Linked DNA regions of Mus musculus: region 1 is linked to region 2. The links are chromatin contacts, found by Hi-C or POLR2A ChIA-PET in ENCODE. All regions are on one chromosome and are shown on one strand. The core of a region is the stretch at or near the end of the contact, and the rest is flanking DNA. Distances in the headings are between cores, read along the strand shown.

The links. Hi-C counts contacts between places; a loop is a spot of excess contacts on that map. ChIA-PET counts read pairs that join two places held with the same protein, here RNA polymerase II (POLR2A).
Region 1: a loop to region 2 is called in a map of heart, with 7 times the contacts of the local background. The contact joins the promoter of Aamp here to the promoter of Arpc2 in region 2. A Hi-C loop is called at or near these places in 15 of 37 maps with a recorded cell type or tissue (adrenal gland, gastrocnemius, heart and 3 more). POLR2A ChIA-PET finds 5 or more read pairs at or near these places in 4 of 5 experiments (Patski and embryonic stem cell).

What each region holds. Positions count from the first base shown.
Region 1 is chr1:74,280,969-74,286,097 of GRCm38, reverse strand. It overlaps Aamp (angio-associated migratory protein), which reads left to right and starts at 1,360. Exons shown (of 11, transcript NM_146110.3): 1 at 1,360-1,595; 2 at 2,057-2,212; 3 at 2,885-3,004; 4 at 3,548-3,687; 5 at 3,927-4,071; 6 at 4,279-4,362; 7 at 4,456-4,571; 8 at 4,666-4,769; 9 at 4,919-5,009. The coding sequence starts at 1,475. Pnkd (paroxysmal nonkinesiogenic dyskinesia) reads right to left here and starts at 1,064. Exons shown (of 10, transcript NM_001039509.1): 1 at 961-1,064; 2 at 88-256. The coding sequence starts at 1,027. Gm28364 (predicted gene 28364) reads right to left here and starts at 4,937. Exons shown (of 2, transcript NR_168296.1): 1 at 4,660-4,937; 2 at 3,384-4,287.
Region 2 is chr1:74,232,560-74,238,090 of GRCm38, reverse strand. Arpc2 (actin related protein 2/3 complex, subunit 2) reads right to left here and starts at 1,574. Exons shown (of 10, transcript NM_029711.2): 1 at 1,192-1,574. The coding sequence starts at 1,265.

The DNA.
Region 1 (5,129 bases), core at 111-2,610, 48 kb before region 2:
CTCCACCCGCATTTCAGAGAAGTTTCTAGGTCCCCACACCTTTCAATGCACTCCCCACTGGTAGGCAAAGGGAGCAGTTAAACTCACCAGGCTAGCCCCACGGCTTTCATGGGGTTCTTGCCCCTCTTTCTGGGAATGTATTCTAGCTCAGGGGAGAGGGGCTCGGGCTCCTCCTTGCATTCTGGTGAGCTGTGGCTCTGCAGTGCTCTGGTCCTGTTCTGGGAAGCCTTGTTAGCTGTGGCTCCAGAGAGGATCCCTGTGAATGAAAGTATGGCATGTCAGTATGGGAGATGAGGAAGGGGAGTGACTGCAGTCTGGAGTAACAAGTGCAGTGAAGAATCTAAAGAGAAATGGGAAAATCGCCATCGGGTGACACCTTTGGAAGGCTACTTAAACGTCACTGCGGGCTCCTCACCCTGGTGCCAAGGCAGTGAGCTTCGCTGCTGTTCTATTCAGAAGTCAGGCTGGGAAGGACTGCAGAGGAACTCACCGGAGACATACGTATGAAGGAAATCCGGGGAACTGTTTTAAAACTGCAGGACCTTAAGCTATCCTTAAGGATAACTAACTCCATCCCGTCGAAGAGGAAGCTGAAGCCCGAAGACGAGCTGCTTCGCACAAGGTCAAACCGCTAATTACTCAGTGCTAGAACTCAAGCCTCCAGATGCCCAGGGCTCTTTCCTCTGCACTGCGGTGAGTGTGAAACCCCTGGGGCGCGGGAGTCTAAAGGTTTCTTTGGTACCCTCTCTAGCAATAAGACCCTAGACACGCCGCGCAACCTAAACGCAGGAGTTGGACTGGGTGACCTCTAGAGCATCTTTTCACCCCCAGACTCTCTAAGATCTTGCAGAGAGGTGTGGGCAGCAATTGGCATGCTGACTTCCTGCTGTCGCGCTGGGTGGGATATAAAGGAAACGGAATCTTTTAAAACCCTGCCCTCCCGAGGGTCCCTCTCCTTACCCCGGAGGACGCGGGCATTTCTCGCCCCCCGGCCCTTCAGCGCCGTAGCAGCTACCACCGCCGCCATGTTCGGGTCCCACCCCCCTTCACTGCGCTCCCCGTCGGGAATTGTAGTTTGCGTAAGGGGCCTCCCCCGCGCCTTCCGTCCTGCCTACAGAGCAAAAACTACATTTCCCAGAAGTCCGCGTAGCGGGCCCCGGAGAACTACTCCTCCCAGGAGACCCTGGAGGCGCGCACGCTCGCTTGTTTCCCTTCAGCTGGGGGCGGAGTCATGTAAGGTGGAGCTTGGGCTCTCCCGCCACGCCCCGGCCTGGTCATCCTAGTTCTGCCTTATGATTGGCGGCTCTGTTAGTCCACCACTGTCGCCATTGGCCCGGATGCCGTCGCTCTTTCGGCCGGGAGTCACCTACGCCTACTTCCTCCCGGGAGGAGGGGCTCGAGTTCCGCGTCGTCGCGCAGAGCTGACTCTGGGAGGCGTTTGGGCCCAGAGAAGTGGATCGGTAGCTTTCGCCGCATGGAGTCCGAATCGGAGAGCGGAGCGGCCGCTGACACCCCGCCTCTGGAGACTCTGAGCTTTCACGGAGATGAAGAGATCATTGAGGTGGTAGAGCTGGATCCAGGCCCGCCGGACCCGGGTGAGAACTGACGCTCCTGAGGCCACGGGACAAGAGGCGCTCACCCCTGGCCTCTGACCCCTGCTTCTCCCCAGTCCCCCCTCCCCCCTTCCCTACCGGTCGTTCCTACCGACATTTCTCTCCCAGACCTCCTCCCCTACCCCCCACCTTTAGTTTCTAGGCCTGGCTGGGTGGGGGTTCCCTGACGCCTCCCCTAGCCCTTCCCCTCACACACCCCCTTCCCATCATGCCCTCTGTCCTCTCTTCCCACACGGTCGCTGGCCAACACCAGATCTTCAGACCTAGCCTCTCTCCCCCTCCCCGCCCCCCAAGTGCTCTCTTCCTGCTCGGTACGTGTGAGACAACATCTTAACCTTTGGCCACACGACCCACCCTAGCTTCACCTTTTTCATTCTTTAACCCTTACCCCATTCCTTGTATTATCTTTGGAGCTCCATCTTTTAACGCTTCTCTCAAAGCAGATGATCTGGCCCAGGAGATGGAAGACGTGGACTTTGAGGAAGAGGAAGAAGAAGAAGAGGGCAATGACGAGGGCTGGGTCTTGGAACCCCAGGAAGGGGTGGTCGGTAGCATGGAGGGCCCGGATGATAGTGAGGTCACCTTTGCATTGCACTCAGGTAGGCCTTTGAACATCTCAGATCAGTGCAGATGGGCTTTTGAGTATGGCCTGTTGGTCCTAGGCAGCTATTATAAGAGACCAAAGTGAAAGCCACCTACTTTGGCCTGCAGGATATTCAAAGGAAGGGCCATAGGGCACTGGGGTTAAGTGTGACCCCTGGGTTCAAATCCTACCTCTGCTGTTTAGCAGTCTGTCAGCTTTGTTAGCTTTCTGGATCTTGGTATTCTTTAAAATATATATATATATATATATATATATAAAATCTTGTATGAAAGTGAATGGAAGTAACCTAAGTGGAAATTAAAGGTAGTTTACATTCCAGAAGGGGCATTAATAATAATCTCGGATGCCAGCCTCATGAAACTCTCATAACTTAATTCATACCTAGCCTGGTATGGCCTGTCCTGTCAGCTGTGCACCTCAGAGAACGTGGTAAGGGGAACAGCACAGCAGGGGGCTATGCTCCAGAGGAGGTCACAGCTCTGTGGGCTCTGGAAGGGTTTCTCTAACAACCTGAGGCTCCAGACAAGAACTGGATGCAGCTGTCCCAGGAAAGAGCAGCTATGGCTTTGGGGAAAAAGGGAGTGTGCTTCCTGAAGGTTCTGAAAGACAGAGCTCTAGGTGAGAACCCGGTTCCATCCCCATTCTCATGGACTATGTCTTGGGACAGCGTCTGTGTTCTGTGTGAGCCTGGACCCCAAAACCAACACCTTGGCAGTGACAGGGGGCGAAGACGACAAGGCCTTCGTGTGGAGGCTCGGTGATGGAGAGCTGCTCTTTGAGTGTGCAGGTGAGAGGCTGGGGAGGTTGTGTTCCTTTGGATGTCCTGGCAGGGGGCCCCTGAGAATACCCAGCTGCCGTTTACCAGCCTCTGTCTTGTGCCGGATTCAGGGACCCACAATGGAAGAACTGTTTGGCAGGCATTTGGACAGGACATGCTAATAGGCCAAGAGAGGCTGGCTGAGATGAGCATGGTGCTGGGGTAGGAGTAGACAGAGGCACAGAGAAGATAGGCTCTGGTTGCTTAACAGTGGGGCCAGTAGTATCTGTTCTTGGGAAACGGGAGTGCTAGTCCCTGGAGCTGCAGCAAGTTTGGCCCCCTTCTTTGCTGAGGTCCTCCTACTTTCTTTTCTGCTCAGTTGCCTTTAAACAGTGACTAGATGCATGGGTCACTTGTCCCCAACATTTAGGTATTTTTTAATGTTCTTTTTTGCCACCTTTTTAAAGGTTATATAGTTGGGTTGGCCTTGGATGTTGGCAAGGCTGGCCTCAAACTTGGTACATCTCTTAGGCAAACTTGAGTTTAAAACCTGCCTACTTCTCTTTGCTGCAGGCCACAAAGACTCTGTGACATGCGCTGGTTTCAGTCACGATTCCACCCTAGTGGCCACAGGGGACATGAGTGGTCTTTTGAAAGTATGGCAGGTAGACACCAAGGAAGAAGTCTGGTCCTTTGAAGCAGGAGACCTGGAGGTGAGATCCTTGGAGTGAGCTTCCACTCTTTGGGACCTTAAGTGAGAGGGATAGCGGCAGACGGATCCAGATCTAGCCTGGAGAAGTTTGCCTAGAGCCATAGCAGCCCAGCTCTAGCAATGTATCTCTTCGCCTGTAAAGTTCTCGCTGACCTTAGAAGGTCACACCTTAGATGAGGCTCATGGACTTAGGTAGGCTGGGTAGTAGGCCCTGCCTGCTGATCCTCCCTCTCTGATCAGTGGATGGAGTGGCACCCTCGGGCTCCTGTCCTGTTGGCGGGCACAGCCGATGGCAACACTTGGATGTGGAAGGTCCCGAATGGTGACTGTAAGACCTTTCAGGGCCCCAACTGCCCTGCAACCTGTGGCCGCGTCCTCCCTGATGGTGAGAGCAGTTATCTCTTCCTGGGGGTACAGGTGGATCCAGTGACTTGGGGTTACTTCAGTCATTGCAGTCTCCTGCCCTATACTTGGTCTTACCTGTGACTCCAGGGGGAATTTGGGGACCCCCTACACTATCCTTTCTGCTCATTCTTTCCTTGGCGTGTCTGAGTGTCCTCTGTCCTCTGGTTATCCGTGCCTTGGTCCTTAGGGAAGAGAGCTGTGGTAGGGTATGAAGATGGTACCATCAGGATCTGGGACCTCAAGCAAGGAAACCCCATCCATGTACTAAAAGGTATCAGAGGGGGCGGGGTGTTTTCCTTGGCTTTGAGGGAGGAGCCTGAGCCAGGTACAGGACTCAAAACCTCTGTCCACCTGCTTGTTCTAGGGACTGAGGGTCATCAGGGCCCTCTGACCTGTGTAGCCACCAACCAGGATGGCAGTCTGATCCTGACTGGCTCTGTAGACTGCCAGGCCAAGCTGGTCAGTGCCACCACTGGCAAGGTAAGTAGCCTGGGCTTCTTTGTCTGGACCTTCTGCACCTCCCCTGTCTTTTCCCTCTTTGTCCAGGTCTGTGAGCCTCTTTTCTTACCTGTAGGTGGTGGGTGTGTTCAGACCTGAGACAGTCGCCTCCCAGCCCAGCCTGGGAGAGGGGGAGGAGAGTGAGTCTAACTCCGTGGAGTCCTTGGGCTTCTGCAGTGTGTGAGTGTGAGCAGAACCTTGGCCTGGAGACCCAAGAGACTGAGGGAGGAGGTGGCTTTGAGGAGGCATCTAGGAATTGAGACCAAGGAGGAGGGAAGGTATATGAATCTAGGACCTCAAGAGCCTTCTTTGTGTCACTTGCTTCCCAGCATGCCTCTGGCCGCTGTTGGCTATCTGGACGGAACCTTGGCCATCTATGACCTGTCTACGCAGACACTCCGGCACCAATGTCAGCACCAGGTGTGATGTCTGGGGCTTAATTCCTACTTAGGGGCTGTTGTGCTGGCTAAGGGGCAGCCTGTCCTCTGTGGCTCCTCAGGGTGGGTTGGGGTCCTCTCTTCTCCCTTCTGACTTCTGCCC
Region 2 (5,531 bases), core at 325-2,824:
CAGACAATGTATTCCGAGTAAGTAGTGGGTTCATGCTTTCGATGTCTGTGAACCACAAGTTCATTACAAATGCTTAGAATTAAAGGGGGAGAATGAATGAATTCCCCCTCTCCCAGTCCTCTTCCCTCTGTGGATCGGCAAGCACTTTCCTATTTCTAGTTCCTAGTTCACAGAAAACAGCCTGCACTTATTTCCTAACTGTGAAACCAAAATGTGAAGCCCCACCTTTACCAATGAGGAAATGAGGCAAAGGAATGGCCACAGGCCACCATAAATTAGAACCTAAAACCCAATTCCTCTGCTCAGGTTTTAAATATATTAGAGAGGCAACGCGGCTTTAAGGGAGGAGTTTGCTTTTTTGTGTATGACAGAGAGGGCTGGAAATACGTCCCATATATTAAGATGCTGATGTTATAAATGGTTATCTTAAGAACTTTATAGATTCTGGGAGCAGAAGCAGCTATTAACCCAGTCGGCATTACTACAGAAGAAATCAAAGACCGGGGTCTTTGATAAGAATTTAAGACACACAACCAATAAGTAAATAGAGCAAGCTTGTCTCGAGAGCTAAAGAGAGTGTGGATGGAGAACCGTTGGCTTTGCCTAAAGGATATATAACAAAATGGCTAGTTTCACAGTAGGTTAGAGATTTTTTTTACCCCCCTAGCAGCCTGGGTCTGCTTTCAGTCTTGCCTCCTGCTTTTCCTGGGGTCTCGAGAGATGGGGGTGGGGAAGCAGAATGCTGGTGGCGATCTGGGCCTACACGTTCTTCCCACCTCGCCCTGGGAATTCCTGAAAACTCCATTCAATCCAGCTTCCCCAAAAGGGTCTCTCTGGGTTCGGTACAATGACGGAAAAGACAGAGGGAAGTGCACCCCTCTCTTCCCCCCTGAGGACCGTAGGCTCTCGGGCGTGACTTCTGGCCTCGGCTGCCCTCACGTCCTACAGGTCTCCTGTTCTCTGGCACGCCTTGCCCCTGTCCTCTCGCTGCTTCCGCATCCCTATCTCAGCCTCTCCCCACGCATCTCAGGCCCTCGGCTCACCGCGCCCCGTGGCTTCCCACGTCCATCCTGCCAGGGAAACCCTGAAGCCGCGCCAGGTTCCCGATTTGTCCCCCTCTAGGGCTGGGGAGCTGGACGCCACCCGGGATTTAGCTGGGGTCAACTCGGCCTCCTCCCGGCGTGCGCTTACCCGGCGGCCGCGTTCTCGAACTTGAGCGCGAGCGTCTCCTCGATGATGCGGTTGTTCACCTCCAGCAGGATCATGGCGGCGGCTGCCCCGGGCAGGGGAAGGAGAAACAAGGGCGGTGAGGGTGGGCAATCGAGGGTAGGACGGAGGGAGCGGCCCCGCTGCCCCTGACGAGGGGGGCTGGGTGCGGTAGGTGAGGGGAGAAGGGGACGGGGAGCGGGGTGGGGAGAGGCGGACACACGCGCTGGCCCGGCACGCGCTGCCTGTAGCAGGCAGCCACCACCCGACCGACCTGGCCCCCGAAGCTTCAACCCGCCTGCCGAGCCGCCGCCGCCTCCGCCGCCGCCTTACTTGACGATCCCGGTCCCCGCCCAGCCCCCGGCTCCAGCCGGCCACTTCCGCTCTCACACCCACTTCCGCTCGCCGCCCGCACGCGCGGCCCCGCGGCGCCATTTCCGCTTCGACCTCGCGCGTGCACTCGCCCGCAAGCGCGTCCCGGTGAGGAGGCAGGCAGAGGGCATGCGTGCGCATGCGCCACACGCCGCCCCGCTCCTCCTGACCAGGAGAGTCCTACGCTCACCTGTCATTCCCCGTTGTCCGTACAATCCACCTGCCCCTTTCGCGAATATTCCAGAAGCCTGATTCCACCCTTCCGATATTATTTCAGAAGCCCCCTTAAGAAGCTTGTTTGGGGTGGGGGGGATCCCTTGCTTCCAACTTGTGGGTGCTTTTTGCTCATTCCGTGCTTAGGGCTACCCTGCAGCACCGTTGTGCCTATTCTTCGCCAGCGACTGTTTAGTGGCCATCTCTCCTTCCCAGGGATACAGTGATTAATGCAATAGATGAGGACTTGACCTTCTAAAGCTTATGGTCTGCTAAAAGAAACGCAATAAAAGCCCGGCGTGGTGGCGCACGCCTTTAATCCCAGCACTCAGGAGGCAGAGGCAAGCCTGGTCTACAAAGTGAGTTCCAGGACAGCCAGGGCTATACAGAGAAACCCTGTCTCGAAAAACCAAAACCAAAAAAAAAAAAAAAACAAAAACAAAAAACCAACAACAACAAAAACGCAATAAATTCCACGTTGTTATTGGGCAATAAAGGAAAGGAATCCAGATGGGCCTTAGGGATTCCTGTCATACCTTTATTTCTTTGCTTAAGTGCCGCCACCGCCACCTGTCCTTTCAGCTTGGGTACCATGTTTCCACTTTTTTCTCTTCCAGGAACAATTTTAATTAAGCCTCTTCTCCATGCAATAAAAAAAAAAATTTTGTTTGATATTGATCAGAGGACACCTTTTGGTAGTCAGTTCCCTTCTCTCTCCAACACATGGATCCTGAGAATTGAACTCAGGTCATCGGGCTTAACAACAGGCACAACTTGCTGAGCCACGCCCTGGCCCTGTTTGTCCAGATTTTTGAAAGAGGGACTTGCTCTGTAGCTCTGGCTAGCCTTGAACATGTATTGGTGTCTCCAAGTTCTGGGATTCTCAGTTCACACCAATATGCCTTTCTTACTTCATTTCAGTTGTCTCTAAAAAAATCTTTTTTGCTGCTTGTGGTGAGGCATACTTTTAATCCTAGCACTCGGGAGGTGGAGACAGGCAGATTTCTGTGTGTTCCAGGCCAGTCTGTTCTACACAGCAAGTTCCAAGCAAGCCAGAACTGCATGGTGAGACCTTGTCTCTTGTCTCAAAGCAAATGAACAAATATGGAATTCTAAGATTTATTATTATAGGGAGAGTACATGTGCATCGTGGTTGTTGAGTGGAGGCTGGAGGACAGCTTTTGGACATTGGTTATCTTCTTCCACTGTGGAATCCTGGGATGAAAGTCAGGTCATCAGCCTTGCCTAGCAAGTACTTTACCTGCTGAGCCATCTCTCAAACCCCAAAGCACAAATGTGTATGCTAAGCAATAGAGTCCCACTAGCTTTGCTAAAGATGACACCTACGACGTGTCTAATCTTTGCCTGAGTTATTATTTTTTTTTCAAGAAGTTGACAACAGCATCGTCTTTCTCACACTGAGGCCATAGGCCCCTCAGGTTTAGGCAGGTTTCTGACAGCTGACCTGTCACCTACAGAGGGACAAGACTCCACCCTTAGAAGGTATTTGTGCTGCCCTTTTCTGAGCATGCACAATCTGAAGAGAAGTAAAGTTTGCTTTGGAAAGCACAGCCTACCGGTTCTTACTTGCTTTTTCTTGCTTGAGTCACCTTAGCCCAATCCTTAGACTACTTCCTTCCTTATTCCATAAATATCCCTGAGATCCCTCTTCTGGACTCCACACTGGGTTGCCCAAGGAACAGATTTTAGCAAATAAGGCCATTCAATGACTGATATACTGCGAAATGAGCAAATATGGACCCGATTTGGTCAGAACACCTACAAACATTGCCTGTATCACCTTACCCCAAACATCCCATTCCACAGCACAATTGTTTAGAAGGAATAAAAGTCTTTAAAGCAGGACATGGTGCCTATGCCTCAGTCTTCAGAAGCTGACCAGGAGGATCATGGTGAGTTTGAGTCTACCCTGGGCTAAGAAGTAAGCTCAGGACAGCTTGGGCTGCTGTGTGAGAAACCTGCCCCCAAATCAGTAACAACAAACAAACAAATATTTTAATTATACAATTTGAATATATGTATGTGTGTGTGTGTGTGTGTGTGTGTGTATTTGACATGTTTTCAGATATGTCTTTCAAAGTAACAGGAAGGATATGAAAAGTGTGATCATGTGCCATTGTGTGAATAAGTGTGATTCACAGGCCTGTGTGCATGTATGCACACCACATCCACATGTGCGCCTATTGGAAACACTGGAACTGAAGTTACAGATGACTGTGAGCCACCATATGGGTGCTCTGGTCTTCTGCAAGGGCAACACATGCCCTTAACTGAGCCTCAGTCTTCAGAGCCTTCTCTAGCCCCGAAATCCGATTTCCTGTGGGCAGCGGATAAACTTTACGATATTACAGACATTTTCTACCACAACATTCAAACATTTGAACATTAATGTTTTTTAACTAAAACAATATGCATACAGTTTTAAATGTGTATATAAAGGAAGGGCTATAACTCTGTTGGTAGCATACTTTCTTAACATTCACAACATCCTGGATTCATCCCCAGCACTGAGCCTGGTAGCAGTAACTATAATCTCAGCACTCAGGAGGTAGAAGGATGACAACAGAAGTTTTAGGTTCACTTTGACTATGCAGCAAGTTTAGACTATTCTGATCCTTAGTATGTATTTGTACTGGATATTGGAGTGTGAAAAGATTTGTCATTATCATTTTGATTTTTATTTATATGAGTACACTGCAGCTGTCTTCAGACATACACTAGAAGAGTGTATTGGATCCCATAACAGATGGTTGTGAGCCACCATGTGGTTGCTGGGATTTGAACATATGACCTCCGGAAGAGCAGTCAGTGCACTTAACCACTGAGCCATCTCACTAGCCCTCCTACAGGATTTTTAAGCCTAAAATCCACAAACATCTTTGTCAAGTTATTCCACCAATCAGGATTTAGGGATAAGGGATTTCCTTAGAAACAAGTCTTTGTTATAAACTTCTCCTGCTCTTATTGGTTGAGGTATTCAACTGTGGCAGGGGACTTGCTTTATCTAATACTCAGGTTCTAACTTGTTTCCAGGAAGGGACTTGTATAATATTCACAGGATGTCAGTTACCCACTTACATGTTTTTTTCTAGCTAAGTAGGATGTCAGTTCCCAGGGAGGTCTTGGAAGCGTCAAGTTTACTCTACCCCTACTCAAAATGGAAGTCTTATTCCAAATAGTTTCTTATATTGGTGCAGATGTCTGTCTCAGGCTGTGGTCCAAGCTTAGTGTGGGTAACTATACAAACCAGTTCTACTGACTTCTATCGTGCTTGGTTTCCAAGGGTACAGAACATAACAGAATATGGAATCAATTTGGGCATGAGAAAGTTCCCTAGTAACAGCAGAAACAGCATATGAGAGAGTTTACTTATAACAGTAGTAACAGCACAAAATGTCAGGCTAGTCAGGTAACAGCTACCTAGGCCTTAACATTCCATATAGGCCTTAATATTTTACCTAGGCCTTAACAGGTACCACACATATGTAGTACACATACACGAAGGCAAAACACTCATACACATAAATCTAAAAAAAAAATCCTTAAAGTTTTGTTTTAATATAATCCATGTGTGTGTGTGTGTGTGTGTGTGTGTGTGTGCGCGCATGGGGAGGTCAAAAGGTCTCCACCATTTTTGGAAGTCCGTTTTCTTCTTCCACGGTCTGTTCCTGGAGTCAAAGCCAGCTCATTAGGGGCTTACATGACAATCACTTCTACCC